6 separate regions of the Homo sapiens genome follow, and regions 1, 2, 3, 5 and 6 are each linked to region 4. A link is a loop called in an ENCODE intact Hi-C map of the cell type or tissue named here. Cell type or tissue: MCF 10A. All regions are shown on one strand. Links, peaks and the distances in the headings refer to the core of each region. The heading gives the core; the rest is flanking DNA. Region 1 overlaps LOC124902137 (a long non-coding RNA gene). Region 2 has its middle 420 kb from the start of LINC01243. Region 3 has its middle 120 kb from the start of ACO1. Region 4 holds the start of LOC107987059 (a long non-coding RNA gene). Region 5 overlaps LOC105376013 (a long non-coding RNA gene). Region 6 has its middle 240 kb from the start of ACO1.

Region 1 (5,432 bases), core at 84-5,083, 440 kb before region 4:
TCCCCAAGCGATCCTCCCACCAAGACCTCCTGAAGTGCTGAGATTATGAGTGTGACCCACTAAGCCTGGCCAAACCTCTTTATAAATTACTGTGCCTCAGGTATTCGTTTATAGCAATGCAAACAGACTAATACTCTTTCCTACTACATGGAAGAACCTGAAAGAAAAATGTCAAGGCATGCATCACATGTGCCTTCCTTGTTTATGCTATTCCTCTTCAAAATAACCCCTTAAAATTTTACAAATTAGAAAACAGAAGTTTGAGAAATTAAATAGTTATGTAAAATATCACAGTTGGTAAGGTGGCAGAGGCAGTTTTCAAGGCATATCCATTCCACTATAAATACTTAAAAAATATTATGCCACCTCCTACATTGGTAACATAAAAATGAGTGTTTCTCTTGAATGAAATTTTATTTCTCTGCATATTCACTTACTGAACACACATAAACCTATGTATGTAAGTGTATACCCATCTTGCCCAAACTTAATAGTTGAAAAAGGTTTAAACAGATTAGTCTATTTACTCAGTATCTAGAATCATGATAGCAGTCCCAGAATTATTACATGATTGGCAGGAAACTTAATCAACCTTAACTTGAAGTAATTGGCTAAACTTTCAACTCTTGACTTGAGACCAATTACTGTTCAGCCAATGGCACTCCAAGTTGGCTCAAGTTTCACGTTTGTCTTGCAAACCAAAGTACTATGAATAAGTTGAATATGAATTGTTAGAGAACTTTATGCCTCATATCTTGGTATCCATTATGGGCTAGAATTGAGAAAAAAAAGTCCCCAGTTATGAATTATAGTGATATTTGACGAGCTAAAAAACAAAAATTGCCAAAAATATCTCATAATGTTTTAAGAAAGTTTACCAATTTGTGTTATGCCACATTCAAAGCCATCCTGGGCCTCATGCAGCCTGCGGGCAACAGGTTGGACAAGCTTGTTTTAGGGTTTTCTATATATAAAATCATGTCATTAACAAAACAATTTCATTTCTTCCTTTCCTATTAAGATGTCTTTTCCTGGACTTAGAAAAATAGCTTTCAACTATTCATCATTAAGTATGATGCTAGCTGTGGGTTTGCCATATAGGGCCTTTATTGTGCTAAGGTATATTCCTTTTATACCTAATCAGAGAGTGTCTATCATGAAAGGATATTGAGTTTTGTCAAATGCTTTTTTTGTGTTTATTGAGATAATATGGTTTTGTCTTATATTCTGTTAATGTGATGTATCACATTTATTGATTTATGTGTGTTAAAGCACCCTTGCATCCCAGGGATCAATCCCACTTGATTATGGCGAATGATTCTTTAAATATGTTGCTAAGTTTGGTTTGCTAGTATTTTTCTGAGGATTGGGCATCAATGTTCATCAGGAATATTGGCCTATAGTTTGTTTGTTTGTTTTTCCTTATAGTGTCCTGATCTGGTTTTGGTATTGGGGTAATACTGGCCTCATAAAATATGTATGAAAATATTCCCTATTTAACTTTTTGGAAGAGTTTGAGAAGAATTGGTATCTACTCTTCTTTAAATGTTTGGTAGAATTCACTTGTGAGTCCATCCAGCCCTGAGCTTTTCCTTGATAGGCAAATTTTTATTACTGATTCAATCTGCTTACTCATATGTGTGTGTGTGTGTGTGTGTATTTATATATATTTATATATATTTATATATTTATAACATATATATAATTTTTTTTCCAAATTACCCTTCCTTTCTTATGTTCTTCTGGGACTCTGATGACATAAAGATTAGACCTTTTGGCATTTTACCACAATACCCTAGGGAGAGCTGTTGTTCATTTTTTTCAATGCTTTTGTCTCTTATTCAAATTGGATAGTTTCTGTTGATCTAGGTTCAAGTTCACTGATTCCTCTTTCAGTCATCTCACTCTCATTCTGCTATTGAGTCCATCAGGTGTTGTAGGCTGAGAGAGAGAGAGTCGTGATCATTGCAGGCTGAGAGAGAGAGTCGTGATCAACTCAGTATACCACTGGAGGCTATATGAGTAAACAGCAAACTGTTCTCATAAAAGCAGGATGTTGGCAAACTGACAAACTGCTTCTGATGCCCAGAAGGAATGCTGAGGGCAGTCACACCCCAAGCACAGTGTTTCTTGTGGTTAGGCACATCTGAAGCCTATTAGCAATAATGTGAACCTGTGATCAGTTAAGCAGCTGGCCAATCATTACCTCCTCCTCCCTGCTCTTTCTACCCAATAAATACAAAGAGCTGTAGAAGCTCAGGACTGCTGCCTTTGCTCACTAGAAGCAGGGAGCCCTCTTCTGCTTCCCCTGGCCCCTTCCTTTAAAATAGTTACTTTTGTTTTAAGTTTTCATTTCTGCTTTCGTCTCCCTTCAGTCAGTCCCGTAGTAACCGTGGCAAACTGCGGCAAGTGGAACCCAAACAGGGACTATAGGGATAGATAGAGACTAGCAGAGACTAACAGAGACTAGTAGAGACTAGCAGAAACTTGCAGGGACAGACAGGGACAGATAGGGTCTTTTGGGACTTGAATGAGGAAGGTCTGCTGGAGCAGAGAAACTGAAACTTACCAGATGAATGAGAAACCCCGTCACGAGTCTGCCAGCAGCAATATAAGGAGACGATCAAACCGTGTGGGTGCCCTCAAGGTGTGTGCGACCATGGAACAGGAGACTGGAGGGACCCCTGGATCCCAACCATGGGCTTGGTTCCCCCGGTACAAACCATGAGCCAGTTGAATCTGAATGCAAAGACGGAACAAGAACCAACCAGAATCACACTGACATCAACCCCCATGACATAGGGACAGATCTTATTTAATTAATGCAAAAACAAAAAGGGAGAGATGTTGCAGGCTGAGAGAATGAGAGTCGTGATCAACTCAGTATACCACTGGAGGCTATATGAGTAAACAGCAAACTGTTCTCATAAAAGCAGGATGTTGGCAAATTGACAAACTGCGTCTGCTGCCCAGAAGAAATGCTGAGGGCAGTCACGCCCCAAGCGCAGTGTTTCTTGTGATTAGGCACATCTGAAGCCTGTTAGCAATAAGGTGAACCTGTGATCAATTAAGCAGCTGACCAATTGTTACCTCTTCCTCCCTGCTCTTTCTACCCAATAAATATGAAGGGCTGCAGAAGCTCAGGACTTCTGCCTTTGCTCACTAGAAACAGGGAGCCCTCTTCTTCCCCTGGCCCTTTTCTTTAAAATAGTTACTTTTGTTTTAAGTTTTCATTTCTGCGTTCGTCCCCCTTCATTCAGTCCCATAGTAACTGTGACAAACTGTGGCAATCAAGTATAATTCAGATTTTGGATATTGTGTTTTGAAGTTCTAAATTTCCATTATTTTCATTTATACCTTTTATTTCCCTGCTAAGATGTTCTGTCTTTCCATTTGTTTTGAGGATATTAGACCTTAGCTTGTAGATCACATTATCATAGCTGATTTGGAAGTCATTGTTTCATAATTTCAATATTTGAATTATCTTGCGATTGGCATTCATCTTCAGACCATAGTTCCCACGGTCAGAGAGAAGGATTCACCTTCCTGAAAGTTTTAGGTATTTGTTATGCTCACCACACACTACTACTCAGCTGCTGTGAAGCTTCAAAACTAAGACACACCTGGAACCTGGGTAGAACAGAAAAATAAAATGAAACAAAAACCTGAGGATACTGTCTCTGTCCCATAAAGGTTCCCATTCCTGCTTCTCTGGTGAAAAAAATAAAAAGAGAGAGACAGATATTCTTTTGGAGGTATTTCTGTCCATGCTTAGTATATAGTTTTAGGATTTGACTGCACTTGAGACTGTATTATATAGAATAAAACAAAACAAAACAAAACAAAATGAAAACAGAAAATGTACCACTTGAGTTTTTAGTATTTTCAATTCTAATTTTCTTACCCAATCTACCTGCTACAATTTACTGTTGAGAGTCCTCAGATTGCTATCTACTGCATTCGATCTAGGCTTCTATTTGTATTTCTTGGGAGAGGAGGGATAACGTGCTTATTCAACCTTATTTAAACCCAAAACTCTACTATTTATTTTTTTAAATTAGTTTGGCCTTTATATTTCCATTTTCAAAATTCTTTACTCTTTTCTGATTATTTATTTGTCATAGCATTCATTTTCCCTTTATGTATGTGATTTAGCTTTGTCTCGCTAATGATTTCAATTAGAAGGTTATAGTTTGAGATTTTCAAATATGATATCCCTTGTTCTATTTGCTTTGACTCTTTTTTTGGACAGCTTTCCTCAGATTTCTGGTTTCTTGATTTTCTACTTCTTATTTACTAAAATTTACTAACTAGGAATTTTGTGTTAGTGGACAAAATTTCATTATAGGGTAATTAGAAAATGAGTTGACAGTTCATTGGGGGAACTCCAAAATATAAATATGTGAAAATATTTTAAATCTTTCATTCTTCTTTTCAAGCGTGGAAGTGGAGTGGTGGTAAAATATGCTGATCTTCTGGGAGCTGGGTGGGAGAGTGACTCTCAACACACCAGCATTCAGTGTGAAGACATCCTAGACTGTCACAGTCCGCTGGAATTCTCCCATGCAAATATCCCCTCTGTTTTCAGACACTGGCCTTTATTCCTGCCTTTTTTTAATGTTGTTTGTCCAGACTTTCTTTAGGTCAGTTTCTCCAGAGAGTAAACATTTGATCCCCTGCCCAGGAGTGGGACATGGATAAAGAAGAGTTAACAACTTGGCCTTTTAAAGTAAGAGAGAGTTCAGGGACTCTGTCTGCTTTATATATTGTTTTCTAGCAATTCTTCTGTTTAATTATTGCCAACTTGAGTACCTTGTGTCTCCAAGTCCTAGGCACAATATCCATCAATGAATTTGCCCGCTTGTCAATAGTACTCTTGTCAGGAGGCACTTCAGGTTGGGCTCTCTTTACCTTGATAAGTCAGTTATATCTCCCCATGTACCCACTTCTCCCAAATAAAAGTTTTTATGCTGCAATCTTATTTTCTATATTTGTCTATATGGATTTCTATGGTTTGAACATGTCCCCCAAAAGTTCATGTGCTGAAAACTTGATCCCCATTGCAGCAGTGCTGAGAGGTGGGACCTTTGGAAGGCAGAGCCCTCATGAACAGATAAATCCATTCACAAATGAATGGATTAATGAATTAATGGGTTACTAAGGGGGAATGGGTTAATTATCACAAGAGTGAGACTGTTATAAAAGGCCAGTTTTGCCATGTCTTGGGAGTCCCCTCACCATGTGATGCCCTGTGTCACATGGGGTCTCTGCAGTGTTCCACCAGCAAGAGGTCCTCACCAGATGTGGACCCAGCATCCAGACTACCCAGCATCCAGAACCATTGGACTACCCAGCATCCAGAACTATAAGAAATACATTTCTTTTCCTCATAAATTATCCTGTCTGTGATATTCTGTTATAGCAACAGAAAA
Region 2 (5,432 bases), core at 337-5,336, 550 kb before region 4:
ATGTGAATGTACTTAATACCACAAAACTGTACCCTTAAAATGGTTTATAAGGTAAACTTTATGCTATATATATTTTACCAAAACAAAATATTACTTAGAAATGTAAAAAGGATGCTGGGCACAGTGGCTCATACCTGTAATCACAGGTCTTAGGGAGGCAGAGGTGGGAGGATAGCTTGAGGTCAGGAATTTGAGACCTGCCATGGCAATATACCAAGACTCCATTCTCCACAAAAAGAAAAAAAAAGATAAAAAGATAAAAAAGAGAAATGTAAAAAGGAAAACAGATAAAGCTCTTAACTCTTGAATAAGAAATTAAAGAATAATAAAAAATAGCCAGAAAATGAAGGCAATGGGGAAAGAAATCTGTGGGATGCAGCCAAAAAGAAAATTTGAGAGTTTTAAATGTCTTTGAATTAAACAAAAAAATTAGAGTAATTATATATTTACCTTAAAATTATAAAATGTGTATATAACTCTTAACAAAACAGAATAAAGAATTAATAAAATTACAAACCAAAATTAATGACAACAGAATATTGGTAGAATTAATGAACTCATCCAAGACATTTCTCTGAAAAGGCCAGTAAGATAAATCTTTGGCAAAGCAACTAAAATAACTTAAAAAATAGAAAAAGTGGTATTACATATTTCTCATTATGAATGAAACCTGAGAATGTATATCAATGTAGACCAAAAATGTTGAATATTTCACAAAATGTTTCACAATATTATTCACAACATTATGTTGCATATAATACATATAACATTTTAAAATATTATATATGACTCTGAGATAGGAAATATAAAAATATTTGTCAATAAGCATCATTGAATATACAGCATTCTTAAGGGATACTCTTTTTTAAACCCAAAAAAGTGCTAAGGGTTTTTTCCCCTATTTTTTCTTACTGTTTTATATCTACTATTATAAATTGCTCCATGAATATCAAATCTCTAAATCAAATAGGATCTGACTCTGAGCCCTCTAATAATTTTGAAAAGTGGGAAGAGTGGGGCGGAGAGTAATTTTTTTTTCCAAGTGAGTTTTAACCAACATGACCTTAACGTCCCACAACAGCTTGGCAGAATGTTAGTCAGGTTTCCTCCTGACTATGGCTCCCCAAACTCTTTTTTCTTAGAGCATTTTATGTAGAAAACATCACAGATACTTAATTTGCCCCTTCAAGATATAAGTTTTCTCACAGCTTCTTGCCAATATTACAAACCACGAACACATTTTTCAAGGAGCTGAAAAAGCATCATTTTAAAATGTTGTCACTAAGAGAAATAAGAACCCCTATCTTTCAGTCTCTATAGGAAGGTAAGAACCTAAATTCCATGAGCACCAATTAGCAAATACAGATGGCCTAATCACATATGATAAACTTCCTTCTTGACATTCTCCCCTATTGGAATAGTCTTGAATAAAGTCTTTATTTAATTCTGTCCTCCAAATTTTTCTTTGACGATCTACAGCAGGAAACAAGTTCCATGACACAGCAACATAATAAGAACTAGAAAACGCTAATTACCATTGTAACTTACCATAAGGTAACTTGATTTTTGTTTCATGTAACTTTTTAAAAGGAGAATTTGAGACAATATGGGTAAATATATTGGGATTGTTGATTCTCAGATATGTTCTTCTAGATTCTTGGTTTAAAAGCACAGATTATTTAAAACTTACTTAAAACTAAGAAAAAAAGAGAAATGAATGAAGAAAAAAGAATTACAACTCCAATATCTGATAACAGAAGAATTATTTGGCATCTGTAGGTCAAGAGTATTTAGAAGGCGAAGAAAATTTCATCAAATAAAGGAGAGTCGAGCAAGAATGTTTACACATGAAATGTAAATACTATTTTAAGAAGAATTTTATTATTGTAGGAATCATTAATTCTTATAATACCAAACTGGATAAAACATTTTATAGCAATATATAGTTGCCTATTTCTACTGTATTAAGTAGTGATATAACAAAACAACAAAAAAAGACTTCCCAGTCTCTTTCATTAAAATGAAAATTGCATTGAATCTAAATCAGAAAGGTTTTGCATAAATTTGTAAATCAGATATTTGGGCATGTAAGGAAGAATCTAAATATCTTAATATGCATTGTGTCCACCAACTCCTGGGTTCTGCCTGTTTATATTAAACCTTATTTTTAACATGAAAATTGATTGAAAAATGTAACCCAAACAAGTGAATATATTAGCATACGGTAAAACAAATGTCCTAGTTTGAACACAGTTCTGTAGTCTACATCTACGTAAAATACAGCACCTAAATGTCAAAAATATTTCTGAAAGTTAAAGAAATGAGAACCAAATGGCAGAGTAGAAGTGAGTTGGCTTCACTCCTCCACCCACAGAAAACCAAAAACAAATATATAGTGCTGAGATTATCACCAGCAATATTCCAGAACTCAAATATGAAAATGAGACAGTTGTGGGAGCCAAAGAAAGGTTAAAAAAAATTCATGCAGACTGTAAGAGAATCAAACTTTTGATCCACAACACCCTTCCCCCAATCTGCTAGGCCCCAAGAGTGCAGAAAATTTTCCCCTGACTCACAGTTACTATACTAAAAAAAAAAAATTGAGATAGAGATGGACAACCAGCTTACCCACCATGTTGAATTTGCTGGCAAAAGGCCTGTCCCTGCCTCAACTGACAGAAAGCCTCACAAGTGCCTAAAGGGATAAAAATTCCTGATGACAGCTGGAGACAAAGGGGAGGTGGGATTACTGTCTCCAAACTGGAAAACACTGCTCTATATCTCAGCCAAAGAAACCACCAAATCAGAGTAGCTGTTCAGCAGCACCATGCTATAGGCACTATGTTACACAAGTCCCCCGAACATAAACCCCTAATCAGCCTTTCCACACTGCCAGGATATTCCCTTTGGGACCTCCCCAATTCAGGATGAACAGCACTTTGAAATTTACTGGAGCAGAGGCAAACCTGAACTTAAAGTGCCATCTAGTGCTAAAAACAAGGCAGTGACTTAGCAAAAAAGACATTAAATGGTGAGTTGCAATGGTATGTTGCAAAGAAATTGCTAAGCAAACATAACTAATAAAAAGAAAAACAAGATAGAGAACACTAGAATAAATAACTTATACCTGCATAGAATAAATAACATATCCCTGCATGTGAAGGCATAGATTTCTATCCACAATAAACAATAACAAGCAGAGAACTGTGATCTCTCAAAGTAGACAAAGCAAGAAACCAGAGACAGACTATAATGAGGTGGTGACAGGCAAGCTCTCTCGTCAAGAATTCAAAATAGAAACTTTAAGAAAATTCAGTGATCTCTAAAATTACACAGAAAAGCAACTCAGAAATCTATCAGAGAAATTTAACAGAGGTTTAAATAAAATAATTTAAAAATCCTGGATATAAGAAATATATTTGCTATACTGAAAAATTTCTTAGAAGATCTCAAAAAGCAGACTGGATCAAGCAAACAATCAGTTAACTCAAAGACAAGCTATTGGAAAATACACAGTCAGAGGAAAGAAAAGAAAAAAGTGGAAAGGAATGAGGAATGCCTACAAGATATAGACAATTACCTCAAAAGAGCAAATCTAAGAATTATTGTTGTTCAAGTGGGATTGGAGTAAGAGCAAAGGGGAGAAAGCTTGTTTAAAGAAATAATAATAGAACACTTTTTGAAACTTAAGAAAGTTATAAACCTACAGGAAGACCATAGGTCACCAAATAAATTAAACCCAAATGAGACTAATCTAAGGCATATAATAATCAAACTCTCAAAAATCAAGAACAAAGAGAGAATCTTAAAAGCAGCAAGAGGAGAGAGGCAAATAACATATAAAGGAGATCCAATTCATCTGACAACAGACTTCTCAACAACAACTATACAGGCCAGGAGGGAGTGGGATGAAATATTCAAAGTGCTGGAAGCACAATCAAACACTGCCAACTGAGAATTTTGGACCCTACAAAAATACACTTCAAAGATGGAAGAGAAATAAAGTCTTTTTCAGACAAACAAAAGCTGAGGGAATTCATAACCACCAGACTCATCTTACAAGAAATGCTCAAGGGAATTCTTCATTCTCAAAGACAAAAACACTAATGTGCAAAAAGAAAAGATTTGAAGGTGTGAAACCCACTGGTAAAAGTAAGTATGCAAAGAAATTCAAAATAGGCTGACACTGTAATTATGATATGAAATCCAGGCATAAATCTAGTGTAAGGACTAAAGGACTATGCAAAGAGACTTGTGGCATTTAACCCCTGCCCTAGAGGTCTATGGAACTTTGAACTTGAGAGAGATGATTTAGGGTATCTGGCAAAATAAATTTCTAAGTGTCAAAGTATTCAAGAGGAAGCAGAGCATAAAAGTTTGGAAAATTTGCATGATGTGGTAGAAAAGAAAACTCCATCTTCTGGGGAGAAATTCAAGGCAGCTGCAGAAATTTGCATAAGTAATGAGGAACCAAATGTTAGTCATCAAGACAATGGGGAAAATGTCTCCAGACCATGTCAGAGATCTTCATGACAACTCCACCCATCACAGGTCCGGAGGGCTAGAAGGGACAAATGGTTTCCTGGGCTGAGTTCAGGGACCCTCTGCTGTGTGCAGCCTTGGGACTTGGTGCCCTGTGTCCCAGGCACTTCAGCTGTCACTAAAAGAGACAAACCTACAGCTCAGGCCTTTGCTTCAGAGGGTACAAGCTCCAAGTCTTGGTGTCTTACCCATGATGTTGGACCTGCGGGTGCACAGAAGTCAAGAATTGAGGTTTGGGAACCTCCACATAGATTTTAGAGGATGTATGGAAATGCCTGGATGTCCAGGCAGAGGGGTGCTGCAGGGGCAAAGCCCTCATGGAGAACCTCTGCTAGGGCAGTGCTGAAGGAAACTGTGGGGTGGGAGCCCACACACAGAGTCCCCACTGAGGCACTGCCTAGTGGAGCTGTGAGAAGAGGACTGCTGTCCTCCAGACCCCAGAATGGTAGATCCACTGAAAGCCTGAACTATGCACCTGAAAAAGCCACACTCAGTGAGAGCCCTTGAAAACAGCCAGGAAGGGGGCTGTACCCTGCAAAGCCACAGGGGAAGAGCTGCCCAAGACCATGGGAACCTACCTTTGCTTCAGCGTGATCGGGATGTGAGACATGGAGTCAAAGGAGATCATTTTGGAGCTTTAAGGTTTAATGACTACCCTGCTGGGTTTTGGATTTGCATGGGGCCTGTGGACTCTTCGTTTTGACCAATTTCCCCTATTTGGAATGGGTATCTTTACCCAATGCTTGTACCTCCCTTGTGTTTAGGAAGTAACTAACTTGCTATTGATTTTACAGGCTCATAGGTGGAAGGGACTGGCCTTGTCTCAGATGAGACTTTGGACTTGGACTTTTGAGTTAATGCTGGAATGAGTTAAGACTTTGGGGGACTGT
Region 3 (5,432 bases), core at 83-5,082, 86 kb before region 4:
GAATACTTTAAGCTGGAGTATGGTATGATCATTTGTGTACTTTTTAAAGATGATTCCAGTTGTTGAGAGGGGAATGAACCTTAGATAAGCAAGAGTGGAAGTGGGGAAACTAGTGGGAATATCATTACTGCCATCCAGATTCCTATCATTCAGAGATGGTAGAGGATTGGGGAAAAGGAGGTGGCCATGGCTATGGAGAAAAAAGGATACTTCTGAGATGTGTTGCAGTGGTAGAAACAACAAAGCTCACTGGAGAACTTAATGTGGGAAGCGACCTTATAGGGCTGGCACAATTACTGCCTGTTTATACTCCCTTTACACACAGATAAAGACACTGAAACTGAAGCCTGGGCCCTTGGCCACCGTGCTCCATTCCTTCACACGCATCCCTACTCCTTACCCATAATTTCTTCAGGTAAACTCAGGTTTGTCTCACCTTCTATTCCTGCTCTTGACCATTGGTTTTCAACCAGGCTGTCATGTACAGACATGGATGTTGTGCGCTGCCCAGCTAGAGGAGGCAGGGGACACAGGCTACTGTGTAGGTTTTAAAGATAGGTTTACAAGTTCTTTAATATTCCTCCCTTCAAAGTGCTTAATACTCTTCCTGTCGAGTGTGGGCTGGACTTGGTGATGCACTTCTGGTGAATAGAATACCCAGAAGTGATGACATGTAGAATGTCACTTCTGAGACTAGGTTATAAAAAGACTGTGGCTTCTGTGCCCAGTCTCTCTCTCTCTCTCTCTCTCTCTCTCTCTCTCTCTCTCTCCCCCTCTCCCCCTCTCCCCCTCTCCCTCTCTCCCTCTCTCCCTCTCTCCCTCTCTCCCTCTCCCCCATAACTCAATAGAAAGCCAGACGCCATATAAAAAGGACTCCTGGCCATCCCACAGGCAAGCCCACATGGCATGGAACCAAGGCCCGTCAGCAACCACATCAGGGAGCTTGAGAGCACATCTGAGGCCTCACAAAAAGCCACCATAAATGAGCTTGGAAGAAGATTCTCCCCTAGTTCAGCCCAAAGATGACTCCAGCACCAACCAACAGCTTGAATACAACTACATGAGAAACCTAGATATCTGACCCATGGAAACTATGAGATAATAAATATTTTTAAGCACCCCAAAGAAATCATTTGGGGTGATTTGTTACACAGCAATCGATAACTAGTACAAGTATCATGTGAATGGTTCCTGGAGTTATGCAGTATGGTGGTCCTCTTTCCCCCTGCCCCTCATTGCTGCTCCATTACTGTGTCCCCTGCCTTAGAACTATCCCTCAGCTCCAGAGACTAGTCTTGGACTTTTTATTCCAGTTCATCCTTAATCACGTTCCGGGATAGGATCCCCAGTCTCTGTCCACTGACTTTATATCCCTTACCCATGGGCACGAAGTGCTTCACCTCCTTCCATCTGAGGCTCAAGAGATGATTCTGGCTAGGCCTGCATTATTTTTATATATTTGCCTGGATTAAACAAATACGGATAAAAAATTTTAATTTTAATATTTCTGTTTATTCCTAGTAAAAGATACTGTCAAACCATTTTCAGAGGAATAACTGTATCAGAATCTCTGGGGTGCTCTACACACATACAAATTTCTGTACCCTAACACTAGAGAGGCTAACTCAGTAGGTTTCAGTTAAGTCCAGAAAGCTGTATTTTTAAAGAGCTCCCATGTAATTCTGAGACCTAGCCAACTTTTGTAAACTCTAGCTTAGTATTTCTCTCCATCTTGCTATAAAAACAAAGCATGTAACCGGAACCAGAAACTGGGTTTCCCATGTCTTCTTCAATGAATCTCTCACACACATACATAATAAAGTCTATATTTTACCTCTCTGCATTTTATTGACAGCAGTAACTTAATTACATTTGATGAATGTCTGCAAAGATGTAGCAATAAGGATATATTAAATTTATATGAGACCTTTGTACTTTTAGGAAACTGGGACTCAACTTGATGCAAGTTAGTACTTGGAACATATAAATTTATTTTCTGTAATCTCACTTTTGCAGTAAGGACTTTCATTGGCATCTTAGCTCACTCTGTGGAGAATGTGAAGAGCATCTCAATAAATTAAAAAATGACAGCTTTAGGTTTATCAATGATTGAAGCTGCAAAACTATGAGCTAAAGAAAATACAGCAAAGCAAAAATAGAGCCATTTATTCTGTTAGAGTTAAATTCAGGGAAGCAGGGCAGTCAGCAAAAATGCCAAACTCAGTCAAAGACGCTACTGGAGAGGGTTTCTGGTAGGAAGAAAGGAAACTGCAGTTTTCTAATTAACACTGCAATGAATACTAAAAATGACCTTAAAATGGACCTTAAAATGTATTTTAATGAGTTTTTGGCAGGGACTGCCGATGAGCCCTTTTTCATAAGTGAAGGGAAATGTCTTAAAATTAAGCAAGGCTTATGATCATCATACTGGAATCATATTTCAGGGAAATAAAGCCTTTTGCTGGAAGTTAAACAAAAGGCCCAGTAGGAATACTAATCAAGCTTGTGTCTTATTCTAATAATTCTAAAGGCAGATTCCTGAAGTATAAATGTTATAGCATCACACACACACACCCCACTTCCTATTCCACATCTACCTAATTGTCTGCTTCACTGTCTTTCCCTTTCTCTCCAATCGTTCTTCAGGTTCTTTGCCAAACCCAATTATATTAAAATATATACAAGTCTCTTCCGTATTTTCTAAAGCCTTTACTTGCCCTAGACATCTAGTTTAATATAGTATCTGCTACTAGTTTTCCACTAAAGTACCTTCACCTCCGAAGATAGAGAAAAATACTGCAGCTCACAATCCAATGCCCAGAGCAAACCATGCCCTGGAACACACACCCCCATGGCAGTTCCTCCCCTTTACCTCTAGAGAGCAGCTCCTACCAAAGCAGCCAGCCAACCATGTAATCACCAAGGGGCTCATCTTGCCCACTGCCCAGAAAAGCCAATGCACTTTTTTGCACCAAAAAAATAGTTTAATTAATGTAATGCAGGGCTAGCCAAGTGGAAAATAAAATTTATTACTCAAATCAGCCTCAAGAACTCAGAGGCTAGGGTTTTTATGGATAACCTCGTGGGCAGGGGGCTAGGGTGCTGCTAATTTGTTGGGTATGAAATCGTAGGAGTGTGGAAAACAGTCCGTGTGTGCTGAGTCAGCCTCTGGGTGGGAGCCACAGTACCAGCTGAGTCATGAGTCATGGGTCCAGGTGGAGTCAGTCAGTCTTCAGAATACAAAAGTCTGAAATACATCTCAAAAGACCAATTTTACCATTTACAATTGTGATATTATCTACAGGAGCAATTGGAGAAGTCACAAATCTTGTGACCTCCGGCTTCATGACTCCTGAGCAGTAAGGAATTATATGAAAGCAACCTAAGGAACGAATGGCTGAATATTATTTAACCATGCCTACATTTTAGCAGAATCCAGGCCCCTCCCATAATCCTAATCTCCTGGCCTTTTATTCGTCTTACAAAGGCAGTTTCAGTCTCTGAACAAGGAGAGGTGCAGTTTTAGGGAAGGACTATTATCATCTTTGTTTCAAAGTTAAACTATAAACTAAATTCCTCCCATGATTAGCTTGGCTTACACCCAGGAAAGAGTGAGGACAGCCAGCCTGTGAAGCTAGAAGCAAGATGGAGTCAGCCATGCCAGATACCTGTCACTGTCATAATCTTTGCAAAGGTGGTTTCAGCCAAGTTCACAGAGCAAAGCGCTGGCCCAACTCCCACAGAGCCATCTCTGAGCTTGAGATTAGAAGCATCCAATCACTTCTGCACTGGCGCCTCCTTTGTCTGCGTTGTAGATAAGGGTTCTCACCTCTACTTTGTATTTCTTCAGTCCTCTTCCATCTGCCTTATGTGTTCCAGCAATTATTCAAATCTTCTGTTTTATTCTTCCCTCACTTTTAGTACTGACATAAAATGCTTCCTATCATACTTACCCTGTTATTTTAGAAAGAAACTTTAAAAATAACAAAACAAACTTGTATGCTCAGAATTGGTATGTTGATTAAATAAAGGACTGACCTGTGACCCATTTCTCTAAACTATAATATAGATTTGGGGTTCCTCCAGGACCACTTAGTGGTTGGTCTGGAAAATCTATATTGACACTCACAGTTGCCCAGGGAAAAAGAAAGACATATTGTATGTTTCAATTTGGTCAGAGCAAAAGTGGCCTTTGATCATCTATAATAAGTTCTGTGTATTCTGGGGAAACTTTAAGATTAACGCAAGAATGCAAGCAGGAGTTTTTATTTTACAGTAAATAAGTTTTTATTTTACAGTTAAATAAGTTACATAAGTTATTTCAGATAGAAATAGGTGATTTGTCATCAAGAAACTGGAAGTGTTTCTAGACACTTCATCCATAGTTATAAACCCATGAGCCCCAGGGAAAAACACCTTCAGAATGACAGCATTGCCAAGAAAGGAGAAAGAATGGAAAGATAATCTCTTATTTAGAATGATCTGAAGAGGTCTACCCTCAGTTTGAGGTCTTAGTCTAGACTAAATTGAAGCAGAGGAGGAGTGAGAAGACAGACACCATACCCAAGCAATACCTAGCGCCTTGCTACTCAGACTGTGGACCTTAGACCAGTAGCTTCCAGGCCACCTGGAAGCTTGTTAGAAATGCAGAATCACGGACAGACACAGTGGCTCATGCCTGTAATCCCAGCACTTTGGGAGGCCGAAGCAGTAGAACCACGAGGTCAGGAGTTTGAGACCAGCCTGACCAACATAGTGAAACCCCGTCTCTACTAAAAATACAAAAAAAATTAGCCCACCACGGTGGCAGGCGCCTGTAATCCCAGCTACTTGGGAGGCTGAGGCAGGAGAATCGCTTGAACCTGAGAGGCCAAGGTTGCAGCGAGCTGAGATCACACCACTGCATTCCAGCCTTTCTTTCAAAAAAAAACAGAAAGAAAAGAAAAGCATAATTATATGCCCCACCCTAGACATGCTGATTCATAATCTACGTTTTTAACAAGATCTTCAGGTGATTTGTACACCCCTTAAAGTTTGAGAAGCTCTACCCTGGAGAAATCATCTCTTACAGGGCACCATAGAAAAGTGAAACTGATGGGTCATTAACTCGTCCAACTTTACACCCTCCTACTTTCTCTTCCTCCCCACTTTCCTGGGCCATAGAGATTACCCTTGGAGACAGGTGCCTGGGGTTATTCCGAAGACCAAATTAAGTGCTGAGATGCCCAAATATCATCAACAACCACACAAACCTGGCAAGGGGAGGTGTCTTGAATTCTATTAAGTTAGTACCAGAGAAAAGGCTCAGACTTCTGAGAGTTCTTTGTTAGCCACTATTCTGTGAGTTGCAGTAGTAGAAAATCCAACTCAAAATAGACTAGGCAAAAGGGGAATTTATTAGCTTATATAGCTGAAAAGTCCAGTTACAGATC
Region 4 (5,432 bases), core at 325-5,324:
AAGGATGATAGAAAATTATCCCATCTGGAAGAAACTGCCAGCTATTGCCATACCTAATCACGCATTCCCTTGGCCAGGTGAAAGTCATCTCCCTGACTTTCAATCTGCATCCTTCCTTGATGACTTCCAGCTCTCATCTGTTCCCAATGCTGCCAAAACCAATGTGATATTGTTGGGTTAAAACGCCTTTCCTAGAGCCCCTCTGTTAGCTTGTTGCTTCACAACTTGGATTATACCCCACAAATGCAAATACAAGTAATATGTGCAAAAACATTACAGTTATTCTACAGGTACCATCTGGAGTCAGCTCTGCTTAGCTTTCTGACAAAGATCAAGATACTCCTAAGACATTTCACTGCAGGCCAATCTGCTATGCCTAGAAACCAGGCTGCCTTATTTCACTTGTCACCAATAACTGAGGTTTTGCCAGGAAGCAGAGGTTGCAGTGAGCCGAGATCATGCCATTGCACTCCAGCCTGGGCACAAACAGCAAAACTCCATCTCAAAATAAGCAAATAAATAAATAACTGAGGTTTAGAACTGAGGGCATTGCCAGCATTTTAGAGAGTGAGATGGGGTGGTCTGAAATGCAATTCCTTTTGCTTTCTGGGCTGACTCTCCAGCAAGACTTTAGGGAGCACTTGCTTTTCAGTGTGATTATATTGTCAGTGTCTCCAACTTCAGCTGTCTCTCCCCTGGCCCCCAATTTTCACACAGAAATGCTCACACACACAAACACACATTCATGCATATGCACACACATAAAAAATGTAGGCCCAGGATTCCAAAGATTTTCCAAATGTATTCACGGATAGAAACAAAGCACTGTTTATAATGGGTCTTTAAAAAAAAATTGCCACAATAGAAAATAAAGAAGAGAAGAGAAGGGAGGACTGAAAAGCCCCCATGAGACCAGTCTTCACATGCTTGCTGCTTTAGGGTTCTGAGTTGTTGGCAGCATCGCCGGAAAATGATGAATGATCCAAGATTACGTGTTGTGGCTACCCACGGAATTTGCTCTCTAGAAGTATATCCAATCCTGGCCTGTTTTCTGATGGTAACTTTGGGCAGGACAGTGTTGCAATGGGCCATGCGGGTCCCATTTGAATAATATAAGATCAAAATCGTGTTGTTGCTTTATCTCAACATACAGTCTCTAAGTTGAGGCTAAATGATAGTGGCACAACTCTGCTTTGCACTGAGCTAGGAAAGAATTTTGCATGATTTTCTCAAGGATGATAGAAAAGTGCAAAATATGTCAGGATACAAATACCTCACCTAAGACTGGGTGCACAGGGTTAAGACAGAGTCTATGGAGAAATCAGAAAAATAATTGATTTGGGAAAATCTCAAGCAGGTAGGAGTAAAAATCACAAGCAAAGTTTTTATATAGCTATTGCCAGCTATAGAAATAGGTGAACTATAAATTCTTCTGAATGTAGGTTTCCTAAGACAGCAGAGATAAAAATATTTCTAAAAATCCTTATACAGAGAAAGTCACTCAAATGAATACTTCTTAAGGGAGTCGATGCATTCAGAGGAAGCATTTGCTGACTAAAAGCCACATAATACACAGAGGTTGCATCCTGACAGGATACTTCTTAAGAGAATCCATTTGCGGCTCCAATATTCGGGGTCAGTAATTTCTCAGAGAAAGGTTAATGGAAACAAAACAGAATTCAGCGCACATTTTCTCAACCAGTGTGCAGAAATATAGGCAAAAATACACCCTTAGCATATCCTCAGGCTATAAAATGCAAAATTACTGCAACATTCTTTTTGATAGAGTTTGCAATCAATGCAATGGAGAACAAAGGGAGGTTAGATGGTGTGGGTGTGGGGAAGGTGCACATTTGTGTGTGTGGTTGGGCAGATGAACTCAATGACCTCTGCCACTTCCAGCCTGAATTTGCAATGATTCCATGTTTGAAGGCAAAGAATATGGATGTGAATAAACCAAGTGGTGGCTGGATAGAGCTGGAGAAATGTTCTCAGATAAACCTCCAGCCCCAGAAGCGGCTGTGAGAAATTTACACGTGTGTCACTGACTCACTAGAATTAGAGAAAATTGATCAAGAATGAAGCCATAAAATGTGATGGCTGTGGTCAGACCTTCCTTCTTGTAAAGAGAGGGAAACTCGATCTGGGCAGCAGTATTCTAGAAAGGTTGAGACAGTGGGAGCCTGGTTTGGGTTTCAGGGTCTAGGGCAGCCATGTTCTCTGGAACATCAGAGACAGTGAGGATCCCAACAAAGCATGCAAAGGACTAAGCAAGAAAAGATGACAAGAGAGAGCCTAAATTCACCAAGACAAAGGAGCCGTGGAGGTCTGGAACAGGAGGAAGGAGTGAACATGAGGCTGAAGAGAATCCTACTAGAGGGGGATGGCAAGGTGAGCCCAGTTTAAATGACTCGAAAAATACACCATGTACGTAAGAGACCACACAGATATCCAAGAGTAGCCAGAGGAGGTATCATGTGTCCTTCATCCAAGGGTAGTAGGTGGTTCAGGCTGGTCATGGACGGCTTTCGTCAAGGCTTCACAACCTGCAAAGCTCAGGCTAAGTGTTCTGCATGCAACATGTTATTTAATCTTCACAGCAACCTTCCATCTTTATCAAATCCTCAGTTAGAAAAATAGTATTTATGGAGAATTGATGGGTTCTAAATTGTATCCTTCAATTAAATTAGACAATCAGAAAGCTACACTCCAAGAAAGTGTTTTGGGACGCATAATGCTCACTCTGCCCCCTCCATCTTAAACTCTTCTGACAGAATAGCATTGCGGTGTTACCTATCAGCTGCTGTAGGAAGCAGTCATGTGAAAAGTATCATTGGGTGTAATGTAAGGAAATTACTTATCACCTTACACAATATCTCCTTCATAAGTTCCTAAAGGATATAATTCCTAGTCTTCATACTATATGGTACCTTTCCTAACACCTGGCTTGTTTTTCTGTTATGGACATTGGGTTATGCAACTGGTCCTGTTTCTCTATTTGCATTGACTGCTGGGAAGCTCCAGGCCAGATTTGTACCCCAACTTCATCCCATTCTTTTTTCTCTACTGTTTTAAATTTAAGCATGTTTTACCTTTTTTATCTTATAAAGTTTTGTACATTATTTAAAACACTTTTTGTACAGGCCATGTATAAATACAGAGATAAATACAAATGTACATTATCTAAAAGTGCTATGGCCAAATTTCAAAAACAGTACAGGCAGTAAGAGTTTCATGTACACTTAATTGAAATTAGTGAAATTCTTGTCCCTTGTTAACATTATGTCTTGTTAAAATTTATAAGTAACCCAGTTTTCCTGCTTCACATTTTTATTAAGGAAATTCATTTTCAACTTGCCAGAAACCTGAATTTCTTTATTCCTCTTAAGAGAAGGCAAGCCTTCTGATTTATGTGGAACAACTTCTCCATCTATTGGCACAATTTAATATTGCAAATAATAAATCTCTTGAAATCAAATGTTTTCTTGTTAGTCTATGGAGAAGTTTTTCCCCCATTAAGCCTCTCAAAAAGTTTCCACTGTAATAATTAAATATATCTCCCTTGCATTAATCCCTTTGCCTTCAGGATTTAATAAACTTATAGATATTAAATTCATGCATATCACCAGGAAGTTTCCAGAAGCTTCCTGGATCACCATCTCCACCTCCCAAGGGAAGCCAGGCCAAATTTTCCAAAATAAGATATAAAGTATGAAGCCATATTGTGCAAAGATTTAATCTAAAACAGCTTAGAATATGATAATCATTTTAAATCATGTTTAAGGGCTGAGTGAAGTATTAGAAACACCAACATTTCAATCCTCACTTTGGAATAGCTTACAAGTAACAAAACATATGAGTATACAAAGGGCCAGTCAATTTTATAAGTATGTATTCGACTAATACTGAAAATTGAGACTGAACCAGTCTTGCCATTCCTCACCCAACAACAAATCCCTACCTTCGAGGAACTAATTCTCTTCCTCTGACAAGGTAATCCTACCTTCTCTTAAACAAAACACATCATCCTTGAAATCTTTGAAACCATAAAATGTCTTCAAAATCCCCATGATGTTCCAATTTCTGTATGACTTTACACATCCATAGTAAATTCACTAATATGTACACCTCTTGTGTTATTACCCTGACCTGCACTTAAAACCCAACTCAAGTTACCTTTACCTTCATGACTTCATATGTAAATGAAAATAACAGTAATTCTTTTGTAGGATTGTGGTGAGGATTAAATAAGGTAATATTTTTTAAAATACCTAGCACTTTGTAGACAATAAATGGCAGATTTTTAATAGTAATTGTAGTTGTAAAAAGAAGAAAAGGCTTTGTCATACTTCCCCATAAGTACCTTGAACTCTCAGTCCTTCTCATATGGAATGTCTGGCCTGAAGAAACAATTGAAGAGGACTTGAAAGCAGGGAGGTTCACAAATAGCAAGAAATAATAAGGATCTTGATGAAGACTATGAAGCTTCCAACAGGAAGAGGAAGCAAATTTTAAGAAGCAGGTCCCCTCTTCCTCCTCCAGTCTCCCAGTCTCCCTCTAGTGCCCCCACTGGGGGAGACTTGCAAGGAGCAGCCAGCGAAGCAGAAATGAAGAGCGCTGAGTCCCAGCCACTGCAACACAAGGCAGAGGGTAGAAGGACTGCCTTGGAGCTGAGCAATAACAGCTTTTCACTGAACGGACCAGTAAAAAGTTCCTGGAGTCTGGTTTTGGGTCTTGCAAGGAAGGAAGCTTAGAAGTCACCACTGTCTCCTAAAGAGTAAAAAAGCTAGCAACTCTTCTTAGGTCTGTCAGAGAAATGAAGTCACAGGGCCGACCATTGCCCCAAAAATTGGAGGGACAGGCAGGAAGATACAGAGAATCACATGTCACTAGAGCAGAAACCTGCCAGCTGCAGCCTCCATGGGAAGCAGTGACAGGGCAGGAAACCTGAACTGGAATTGATGAACTGTGGGAGGCTCAGTTTGGGCAAGTCTGAGAGTTAAAAAATTCAGTGGAAACCAGTCAAGGGGTGTCACATATTTTTATGGGTTTTACCTCCAAGAGCCTTGCCAGATCCTCACAGTAAATATGGGAGAAAAATTTCCTCTTGCTTCCTGCAGGAGGAGGGGGAAAGTCACCACTTGAAATAGACCAGAGCATCTGTTCTTAGCAAAGCCTGCCTTCAGAAGAAACTATTATACCACAGCCTGACCTGCTATGGGTCTATCAGCACCTTAATCTACTTGGGGAAAGGAAATGCCAAACTCCAGCCCCCTCTAGTTTTATATGTACATATTATATAATATTATATCTATTATTATATATATAATATATAATATATATAATATAATATATAATATATATATTAGAATATATAAAATATATAATAATATATATATTAGTATTAACTTACATGATCACAAGGTCCCCAC
Region 5 (5,432 bases), core at 175-5,174, 510 kb before region 4:
GCTCTTACCCTGTCTATACATCCCCAGCACTGAGGCCATCAGTCCCCTGGGCTTCACTTACCTCTGCTTTACTCACCTCATTCCACCCTGCATTCTGTTAAATTCCCTGTGAAGCTCCTCCAAAGCAGCCCGAACTCTGGATGCTTTTGTTATGAGATGCTCCTTGAGGAGGAAGCCAGGACTTTGATTCTGGAAAAAAGAAAAAAAAATCTTCCATATACTGGAGTTGGTGCCCAGTATTTCCATTGCCTCAGCCAGACTTTATGGGACATTGCTTTTTCTTTTATCCTAAGACTTGAATTTTAAATCTGACTTGTGTAAAGATTTGTGTTTTTATCAAATGTTCTATCCCTTTTTGACCCGCACCAGAAATCATTTTCCACATTGTTACTGGAGAAGTTCATGGGTCTTCTTCCCTTAGGTTTAATGGTGAGTAATAATTGTGAGGCCCAGATGTTCTCCAGACTATTTTATTTCTGTAGCAACCAGGAAGAAATGCTTTCTGTTCAGGCTCTCTCACTCTCAACTCAGATATTCAGGACATAAAGCACAGTCAACACATCACTGTTGGTTCCTTTCTTCTAGAACAGCCCTCATGCATATCTTCTAGCTTTAAAGTGAGAAACTCCATTAAATTCCAGCCATTCTTGCTTAGTGTCCCCACTTCCTCTTATTCCCTAGGATGTGTAAAAGAATTAAATACCTCCAAACCTTGAGGCACGGAGTTTTTCTTTTCCAGTTTGAAACTGGCTTGTCCAGTATTTTTTCTTCACGTTGACTCTAAAAGGCTAAAAATCATAAGATAAAACTGCCCCTCAACTTCTAACAGGACTCAGGCCTTGGGGCTCCTCATCAGTTTCCCTGCTTTTCCAGGGACCAACATCGCTTTTGTACATCCAAAGCAAACAAAAATGTAAATGTTTTAATCCCATTTGAACAAGAAAATAGCTCTCTATATATAGAAAAGATTTATCATATGAATGTGCAATTAAAGACTAAGGGATTAACGTAAGCTTTCTTGAACATAATATGTAATTTGAGCTTGAGCCTTGAGGAAGAGGTGGTGTTTCACTCTATAGTAAGAAATAATTTTGCCTGTCATTTGTTTAAAATAAGAAAAAGAAGAAACAAATTAATGAACAATTTTCTTTAGTTTGTATGAATATATTAGAGTCTATTGTTTCTGAATATGAAGTATAGTGATTCTGAATATGGATTATATTGTTTCTACAGCAGCAGCTGTGACTGTCCTGCTTGTATTCAGACTTTGAAGAACAAGTGGCTATTGTAAGTATTGATTCTATGAAGCTGTAAAATTTATGAAACCCAAATATTAAAATTATGACAATAAACCTCGGTCTACCCTTGACCCTGTGCCCATTAACAATAAGATGGATGAACTGAAAACTAATGGAGGAAACCTGGGTCATTTACTTACCTACTACATGAGGAGACTTAATCCTAGGCGATTTGAACAGAAAATGCTCTTTGCAGCTCTTCTAGTCCAAATATAATAGCGAGATTTCATGTCACATTTTAACTCCTGGGGAAGGAAGAAGCAGAGGAAAAACATTCAGGAAAAAGTCATTTACTCAAAAAGATGTTTGCAAGGGAGCCAGATTTTTGAAAAATCGGTTCATCAAATAAAGACAGAACATATGTTTAAAGGAAAAACAAAACTGCAAAATTACCAGGTTATCAAATTTACAGTTAGTTTGTTTATGGTAGAAAAAGAACAATGTTCTCCCATTATTATCATATCCAAGAAGATCCTGACATGGTATCAATTGTCAGCATTATAAAAGTCAAGGGTGAAGGTGTTTGCATTAGGAAGTCAAAACTTAAGAAGTCAAAAACTCAGAGAACATCTGAGCTTTCCCTAATTTTGAGACTAGAATTAAACATAATGACTCGGTTATTTGGCTTGTGCTGAGGTGCAAACTTTGGTTTTTGTTTGGTTGGTTCCCTGGTCTTGAGATGTGATGTAAATTGTTACCTAATATGGAGGCCTGCCAAGAAGTCAATCTTGCTTTCACCCTCCAGACTATCAGTAACAGTTGTTCAAGCATGAAAGATTCTAAGATGCCTCAACTGGGATAAGTATATGTTGTAATATATGAACAGAATTTTCTCCCATGAACATGAAAAAAGTTGAGCAGGGTCATTTCTACCAGACATTTTGTTTTTTAACTTCTGCTCAATTTGAATGCCCTTCTTTTACATATAAGAAGGAGAGGAGTAACCTGGTAAAAATCATACATCAGATATTATAACTCTGACTTGAAACTAGGTGTTCTAATAAGTGGTCCAGCAAACACATGGTAGAGAGTGAGGAGGAAGGGGACACTTATAAATATTTGTAGAATAAGCAAATTCTCTTTTCATTTCACCAAGCTGAATGCACTACAAAAATTAAAATTGCCATATCACACTCTGGAGCTTATCCATTCAGAGTAATTTTACCTACTCTACTGTAATGATTTCTTTTCCATTGTGGAGAGAATTGATTTTTGTAAAATATCAAGTTGAATAATCCTTGTGTGCAATAGGATCATTGAGTGTTCGCTGTATGAAGGAACTCATGTGGTTTGCCAGAAATCTCTGTGTGACTCTGGCTAAGTAGTAAGTGGTAGAATGCATGAATTATGTGAAGTGAATGCTGTGTGCTCATTACATGATTCCACAGAAGCTTGCTATTTCTGCCTGACTTCTTATGTAAAGGGTCATTTTTTTAATTTCCAAAGTTTAGGTTTTTTATCTCAATTTGGTTTCTTGATAGTTTTTTTCCCCTGTAATGAATCATTAGTTTAGCCAAGAGTTTTTATCTAGTTTTGCTTTAGAGTGCACAGATTTTCCTGAAAATTCACTCGAATAACATGTTCCTTGCATCTTTTCCTCAGAGTTGAATTGCCTTTTTCAGTTTGAGTCTGGCAAACCTAGAGCTTCTTACTCAGCTCCAGTCCCACCTTTTAGCAGTGGAAAGGGGCCAGAATACATGTTTTGCAGACTCTTGCCAAATCAGCTGTTGATGTAGTTCACTTACTTTTCAGACCTCACCACAGATGGCAGCAAATCCTACAGCAAAAAATGTGTTGAGACCAGAGGGCCCACAATAACTGGCAATTTACTGTAGTGTACTCAAAATCAACTGTGAACCCTGAGCATCCTCTGCATGAGGTAATTCTATTTTTAAAATATTACTATGAGATTTAAGAACTATAATGCCTAACTCCTTTTGCACATTAATATTTAAACATTAAATAATAATTGCATTCAAAAGAAAGCCACTTCTAAGAAGTAAAACACACTGTTTTGAAAAGGGGTAAGAATCTCTTTGGAAGAATAATGAGAATGAACAGGAGTAAGAGAAAACTGTAGCCTGAAAGCTAGTTTCATTGACTCTGCATGAGACTAGAACACACTTAATGAATTTCTGTTTCTTTACAGACAGCTAATTAAAGTCCATTGACAGATTATATATATAGCATTATTATATATATATATATATATATATAGCATTCTTGATGTTGGAGTGAACATACAAAGAAAAAATTATAAAATGGACTTCAAGTCTACTATTTTTTCCTTTAAAAATGTATAAGAAATTAAGGTAGCATTTTTTTGCTTTGCTGATACCCATGTTATTTTAAAATGTAATAAAAAATTAAGAGAAGAGTTTTGCTGCACTCTTAGAAGACATACTCTTTTTTTCTAAATATGAAAATAGTGGTTTGTTCTATAAATTTCATTTCCATAAAAAAAATTTAATATTTATATGTGCATGTTTCACCAAAAAGTCCTGCATTTGTGAGGTCCTGGAAAAATATAAAAGAAATATCTTCTCTGAATCTTTATTCTAATTATAAAACCCACTGAAAAATGTATTGTTCATTGAGCTTTCCATTTATTATTAAAGTACATACTATATGTTAACTTATGTAAAAGATGACATTGTGAGAAAATGACTGTGACTCTCAACCTGTCCCCTATGATGACTGGAATGAACAAACAGATATTAAAATAAGAAAAATTATGTAGTTCATTATGATGAAAGCATTCTAAGAAGGTTATGTCAAAAGACTGAGGAGTAAATGCTGCCAAAACAGGCAACATTGTGGATTAATTTTACTCACAGAAAGTATTTTTAGTGATATGAAAAATGACTCTTTCTCAATTCACCAAGATTTTCACCATTGTGACTGGACATTCTCACCACAGAAACAACGTTGCAGAAAATTAAATCAGCAATATGACATATATTCTGGGAATGCAAAGAAAGATCAGAAAGAGGTAATAATAACCAAAATTAACACATTAGGTCTGAAGGCCAGAAATTGAAGCCCTATTTTATGGAGGCTCCATTTTTTTAAACGTGAAGTCGGAAAAAATGAAAGATAAAAATACTCCAAGATAAAAATAGCAGACAGAATTAGCAGAACAAGTGGCGGGTGCTGGCGGGGGAAGACTTGAATTCTAAATTCAAAAGGCATACTGAACACTTGCAGAAAATAATAAAAAGAGAATAACTAGATATATTTTGGCAGAATTATTTAATTATATGAATTAAGAAAAATCCTATGAATATTCATTCAGAAAAAGTTGTATATAACCTAGGAAAGAAATTTCTTCCCATGCTCAAAAACAAATCTAAAATATCATAAGACAATGGAGCAACATCTAAAGAGTTTTAACATGGAATACTTGTTCAAAATTTTTCTTCATGTGTGCAAGCACAAGAAATATTTTCCTCATTCTTACGTATTTCAGCATGTCTATTATTCTTACATCTTTCCTAATACACATATTAAAGCCTGCAAGGAAAACTAAAGAAAAAAGAAGATGAAATGATTTCATCTATTCAAAATAAATCATCCTCAAACTAAGCAAATATATTTAATAAAAAATACATCACGATCAAAAACACTGACTAGTTTAAAATAGGTCATAAAAGAAAATCATGTTATCTAAGTCAATGTAAAAATAATTTTATAAAATTTAATTCGCATGCTGGGTATAATCGAAATAAGAAAGTTATTTCTTGACATGTTAAAATGTAACCATTCTGAATTGGATCATCACGCTTAATGAAGAAATTATTGAAGCATTTTAATTAAATTTAGTAAAATAAAAAATAAAACCAAACCAAAATATAAAGTTACTCATAACTAAATCATTAGTAAATATTTTTTCTGATCATACTAGCCTAAACAAAAAATAAGAAAAAGAAATAAAAAGGCATACATTCTGGAAAAATGAGATAATAAATTAATTTGCAGTTGATATGATTACCTAGAAAATCCAAGATAACTCACTAAAAAAGGGAAAAAAACCACACTATTAGAACTGATTATTAATTAAATACTAAATAAATAAACTAATATTATATACCTTGTTCAGAAGAAATATACAAAACAAGTAGCGGTCATATATAT
Region 6 (5,432 bases), core at 92-5,091, 200 kb before region 4:
GAAACAGCTTCCCCATCCCCAGTGGTGGCAACATCCCCTCCCCAACCCATGCTGCCATCAGCCTTTCCACCCTTGTCTGAGGAGATTAACCTTGCACTGCCTGAGGCAACAGTGATGGCCTCCCCTGAGGCACTTGCCAGGCAAGACAATGTTGATTCTCCTCAGGACCCACCCCAACACCCCTGTTTGCCTCTAGACCTATAACTGGACTAAAGTCCCAGCAGGCCCCTACAGATGAGGTTCAGAATGTGACCCATGAGGAGGTGTGCTATACTCCAGAAGAACTGCTTGAGTTTTCTAATTTATATTAGCAGAAATCTGGAGAACAGGCATGGAAATGGATATTAAGGGTGTGGGATAATAGTGAAAGGAACATAAAGTTGGATCTGGCCGAATTTATTGATTTGGGCTCACTAAGCCGGGATTCTGCATTTAATGTTGCAGCTAAGGGAGTTAAAAAAGGTTCTAATAGTTGATTTGCTTGGTTAGCTGAAATATGGATCGAAAGATGGCCCAAAGTGAGCAAGCTGGAAATGCCTGATCTCCCTTGGTTTAATGTAGAGGAAAGGATAAAAAGGTTTAGGGAGATTGGGATGGTGGAGTAGATTAGTCACCTCAGACCTACACATCCCAGGTGGGAGGGTCCAGAAGACATACTCTTCACTAATACTTTGCAAAATAGATTTGCGAGGGGAGCACCTGCATCTTTGAAGAGCTCTGTGATTGCTCTTCTCTGTGATCATGTGAGTCAATTCTCCTAATAAACTCCCCTTTACATATTCATTTATTCTTTTAGTTCTGTCCCTTTAGAGGACCCTGACTAATACACAGTTATAGGGAGGTATTACTTAGAACTCTTTTAGTTACAAGTAAAATAAACCTAAACTAAGTTCACTGAGGCAAGAAGAAAGGAGCTTGTTGACTCATAATCAAAAATGAAGGAGAACAATAATTCAGCTCTCAAGAACAAATGATAAATGGAATAAGAAAGGACACAGACATGAAAATAATCAGAAATATTTCTCTTTGTCTCTCTATCTCTTATTCTCTCTGCCTACTGACTTTTTCAGACACTTTTTACAAATGGAACTGGAACAATAACCGTTATAGCCATACGTGGCCCAATTCTTACCATTGGTAAGTCAAGGAGTTTCTACTTTTAACTCCCTTAAGGAGTCCAACAGATAGACGTTGATGTTCCAGGCTGAAGTCATCTGCTCGTCCATCTCTGGACCACTTTCTATAAATGGGGAAGTGAGGGTTTGCTATAATTAGCTCAACTTAATCAGGTATCTGCCTCTTGAAAAACTGTAGCCCAAGAGGGCCTAGAAGGATCTGTAAAAGAGCAGTGTTGGGGCCAGAAAGGGCTTCTCCAACACAAGTGGAATAAAACAGAAATATGACAAGGAAATAGCAGAATATAGCAAGAAAACCACTGTTATTTGTGTCAACTACCATCGTGCATGACAAGCAGTAAGAAAATATTTGTCCTTGAACAAGTGGGTAAATAAAATAATGATAAGATATCACTGCCTTGCTGCTGTATCTCCTACTGTATCTCCTATTATTTTCATTTCAACTTTTATTTTAGATACAGGAAATATATGTGCAGAGTTGTTACATAGGAATATTACGTGATGCTGAGGTTTGGAGTGTGGATCCCATTGTCCAGGCAGTGAGCATAGTACCTGATACATATTTTTTTAACCCACCAGCCCTTCTCTCCCTCCACCCTCTAGTAGTCCACAGTGTCTATTTTTCCCATATTTATATTCATGTGTGCTCAATGTTTAGTTCCCACTTATAAGTGAGAACACACAGTATTTGGTTTTCTGTTACTGCACTAATTCACTTAGGATTATGGCCTCCAGATCCATCCATGTTGCTGCAAAGGACATGATTTCATTTTTTTTTATGGTGGGCAGCAAGCCACCCAGGTGCTGAGGCAAGAGACCAAGGGCACGAGCTGTACCAGTATAATAAAATATATAAAACAAGAGTTATACTAGATCTAGATCATAGACATGATTATATATGAATATCATTCATTAATCATTAGTTTGTAGCAATTACTCTTTATTCTAATATTATAATAATCCTCGCTCTATAACCATAACCTAGGAAAAACCAGGCCATACAGAGATCGGAGCTGAGGGGACACAGTGAGAAGTGACCAGAAGACAAGAGTGTGAGCCTTCTGTTATGCCCGGACAGGGCCACCAGAGGGCTCCTTGGTCTAGCGGTAACACCAGCATCTGGGAAGACGCCCGTTGCCAAGCAGACCGTGGTCTAGCGGTAGCCTCAGTGTCAAGGAAAAACACCCGCTACTTAGCAGACTGGGTAAGGGAGTCTCCCTTTCCCCCAGGGAGTTTAGAAAAGACTCTACTCCTCCACCTCTTGTGGAGGGCCTGACATCAGTCAGGCCCGCCCACAGTTATCCGGAGGCCTAACAGTCTCCCTGTGATGCTGTGCTTCAGTGGTCACACTCCTAGTCTGCCTTCATGTTCCATCCTGTACACCTGGCTCTGCCTTTTAGATGACAGTAGCAAAATTAGAAAAAGTCCTCAGTGGGGGGAGGAGCCAAGATGGCCAAATAGGAACAGCTCCGGTCTACAGCTCCCAGCGTGAGCGACGCAGAAGACGGGTGATTTCTGCATTTCCATCTGAGGTACCGGGTGCATCTCACTAGGGACTCCCAGATAGTGGGCGCAGGTCAGTGGGTGCGCGCACCGTGCACAAGCTGAAGCAGGGCAAGGCATTGCCTCACTCAGGAAGCGCAAGGGATCAGGGAGTTCCCTTTCCTAGTCAAAGAAAGGGGTGACAGACGGCACCTGGAAAATTGGGTCACTCCACCCGAATACTGCGCTTTTCCAACGGGCTTAAAAAACGGCACACCAGGAGATTATATCACGCACCTGGCTCGGAGGGTCCTACGCCACGGAGTCTCGCTGACTGCTAGCACAGCAGTCTGAGATCAAACTGCAAGGCAGCAGCAAGGCTGGGGGAGGGGCGCCCACCATTGCCCTGGCTTGCTTAGGTAAACAAAGCAGCCAGGAAGCTCGAACTGGGTGGAGCCCACCACAGCTCAAGGAGGCCTGCCTGCCTCTGTAGGCTCCACCTCTGGGGGCAAGGCACAGACAAACAAAAAGACAGCAGTAACCTCTGCAGACTTAAATGTCCCTGTCTGACAGCTTTGAAGAGAGCAGTGTTTCTCCCAGCACGTAGCTGAAGATCTGAGAACGGGAAGACTGCCTCCTCAAGTGGGTCCCTGACCCCTGACCCCCGAGCACCCTAACTGGGAGGCAACCCCCAGCAGGGGCAGACTGACAACTCACACGGCCAGGTACTCCAACAGACCTGCAGCTGAGGGTCCTGTCTGTTAGAAGGAAAACTAACACACAGAAAGGACATCCACACCAAAAACCCATCTGTACATCACCATCATCAAAGACCAAAAGTAGATAAAACCACAAAGATGGGGAAAAAACAGAACAGAAAAACTGGAAACTGTAAAAAGCAGAGTGCCTCTCCTCCTCCAAAGGAGCGCAGTTCCTCACCAGCAACGGAACAAAGCTGGACGGAGAATGACTTTGACGAGCTGAGAGAAGAAGGCTTCAGATGATCAAATTACTCCGAGCTACGGGAGGACATTCAAACCAAAGGCAAAGAAGTTGAAAACTTTGAAAAAAATTTAGAAGAATGTATAACTAGAATAACCAATACAGAGAAGTGCTTAAATCAGCAGATGGAGCTGAAAATCAAGGCTCGAGAACTACGTGAAAAATGCAGAAGCCTCAGGAGCCGAAGCGATCAACTGGAAGAAAGGGTTTCAGCGATAGAAGATGAAAAGAATGAAATGAAGCAAGAAGGGAAGTTTAGATAAAAAAGAATAAAAAGAAACGAGCAAAGCCTCCAAGAAATATGGGACTATGTGAAAAGACCAAATCTACGTGTGATTGGTGTACCTGAAAGTGACAGGGAGAATGGAACCAAGTTGGAAAACACTCTGCAGGATATTATCCAGGAGAATTTCCCCAATCTAGCAAGGCAGGCCAACATTCAAATTCAGGAAATACAGAGAACGCCACAAAGATACTCCTCGAGAAGAGCAACTCCAAGACACATAATTGTCAGATTCACCGAAGTTGAAATAAAGGAAAAAATGTTAAGGGCAGCCAGAGAGAAAGGTCGGGTTACCCTCAAAGGGAAGCCCATCAGACTAACAGCAGATCTCTCGGCAGAAACTCTACAAGCCAGAAGAGAGTGGGGGCCAATATTCAACATTCTTAAAGAAAAGAATTTTCAATCCAGAATTTCATATCCAGCCAAACTAAGCTTCATAAGTGAAGGAGAAATAAAATCCTTTATAGACAAGCAAATGCTGAGAGATTTTGTCACCACCAGGCCTGCCCTAAAAGAGCTCCTGAAGGAAGTGCTAAACATGGAAAGGAACAACCAGTACCAGCCACTGCAAAATCATGCCAAAATGTAAAGACCATTGAGACTAGCAAGAAAATGCATCAACTAATGAGCAAAATAACCAGCTAACATCATAATGACAGGATCAAATTCACATATAACAATATTAACTTTAAATGTAAATGGACTAAATGCTCCAATTAAAAGACACAGACTGGCAAATTGGATAAAGAGTCAAGACCCATCAGTGTGCTGTATTCAGGAAACCCATCTCACGTGCAGAGACACACATAGGCTCAAAATAAAGGGATGGAGGAAGATCTACCAAGCAAATGGTAAACAAAAAAAGGCAGGGATTGCAATCCTAGTCTCTGATAAAACAGACTTTAAACCAACAAAGATCAAAAGAGACAAAGAAGGCCATTACATAATGGTAAAGGGATCAACTCAACAAGAAGAGCTAACTATCCTAAATATATATGCACCCAATACAGGAGCACCCAGATTCATAAAGCAAGTCCTGAGTGACCTAAAAGAGACTTAGACTCCAACACATTAATAATGGGACACTTTAACACCCCACTATCAACATTAGACAGATCAACAAGACAGAAAGTCAACAAGGATACCCAGGAATTGAACTCAGCTCTGCACCAAGCGGACCTAATACACATCTACAGAACTCTCCACCCCAAATCAACAGAATATACATTTTTTTCAGCGCCAAACCACACCTATTCCAAAATTGACCACATAGTTGGAAGTAAAGCTCTCCTCAGCAAATGTAAAAGAACAGAAATCATAACAAACTGTCTCTCAGACCACAGTGCAATCAAACTAGAACTCAGGATTAAGAATCTTACTCAAAACCGCTCAACTACATGGAAACTGAATAACCTGCTCCTGAATGACTACTGGGTACATAACGAAATGAAGGCAGAAATAAAGATGTTCTTTGAAACCAACGAGAACAAAGACACAAAATACCAGAATCTCTGGGATGCATTCAAAGC

The links. Hi-C counts contacts between places; a loop is a spot of excess contacts. Peaks named below come from ENCODE experiments on the same cell type or tissue, not always from the same donor. Only the 100,000 strongest peaks of a DNase experiment are listed, where the experiment ranks them.
Region 1: it touches region 4 in a loop (9-fold over the local background); 2 of 110 quality-filtered maps call a loop at or near these places.
Region 2: it touches region 4 in a loop (6-fold over the local background); 5 of 110 quality-filtered maps call a loop at or near these places.
Region 3: it touches region 4 in a loop (2.6-fold over the local background); 4 of 110 quality-filtered maps call a loop at or near these places.
Region 5: it touches region 4 in a loop (25-fold over the local background); 2 of 110 quality-filtered maps call a loop at or near these places.
Region 6: it touches region 4 in a loop (18-fold over the local background); 6 of 110 quality-filtered maps call a loop at or near these places.

Annotation. Positions count from the first base shown.
Region 1 is chr9:31,906,381-31,911,812 of GRCh38, forward strand. All of the region lies in intron 1 of LOC124902137 (a long non-coding RNA gene), which reads left to right. It overlaps LOC105376011 (a long non-coding RNA gene), which reads right to left. Exons shown (of 9, transcript XR_929543.3): 5 at 3,358-3,630; 6 at 2,570-2,739. Among named protein-coding and RNA genes, the nearest start is that of ACO1, 480 kb to the right of the region's middle. In MCF 10A, for the core only: no CTCF peak of the experiment used is centred there; DNase peaks (open chromatin) are centred at 2,061 and 2,951.
Region 2 is chr9:31,797,223-31,802,654 of GRCh38, forward strand. No RefSeq gene overlaps it. Among named protein-coding and RNA genes, the nearest start is that of LINC01243, 420 kb to the left of the region's middle. In MCF 10A, for the core only: a CTCF peak has its summit at 2,989 (motif pointing left); no DNase peak of the experiment used is centred there.
Region 3 is chr9:32,261,493-32,266,924 of GRCh38, forward strand. No RefSeq gene overlaps it. Among named protein-coding and RNA genes, the nearest start is that of ACO1, 120 kb to the right of the region's middle. In MCF 10A, for the core only: no CTCF peak of the experiment used is centred there; a DNase peak (open chromatin) is centred at 3,179.
Region 4 is chr9:32,347,469-32,352,900 of GRCh38, forward strand. It overlaps LOC107987059 (a long non-coding RNA gene), which reads right to left and starts at 4,556. Exons shown (of 3, transcript XR_001746645.2): 1 at 4,364-4,556. In MCF 10A, for the core only: a CTCF peak has its summit at 3,443; no DNase peak of the experiment used is centred there.
Region 5 is chr9:31,836,455-31,841,886 of GRCh38, forward strand. LOC105376013 (a long non-coding RNA gene) reads right to left here. Exons shown (of 3, transcript XR_929549.2): 2 at 1,439-1,543; 3 at 1-189. Among named protein-coding and RNA genes, the nearest start is that of LINC01243, 460 kb to the left of the region's middle. In MCF 10A, for the core only: a CTCF peak has its summit at 3,047; no DNase peak of the experiment used is centred there.
Region 6 is chr9:32,146,504-32,151,935 of GRCh38, forward strand. No RefSeq gene overlaps it. Among named protein-coding and RNA genes, the nearest start is that of ACO1, 240 kb to the right of the region's middle. In MCF 10A, for the core only: a CTCF peak has its summit at 2,200 (motif pointing right); no DNase peak of the experiment used is centred there.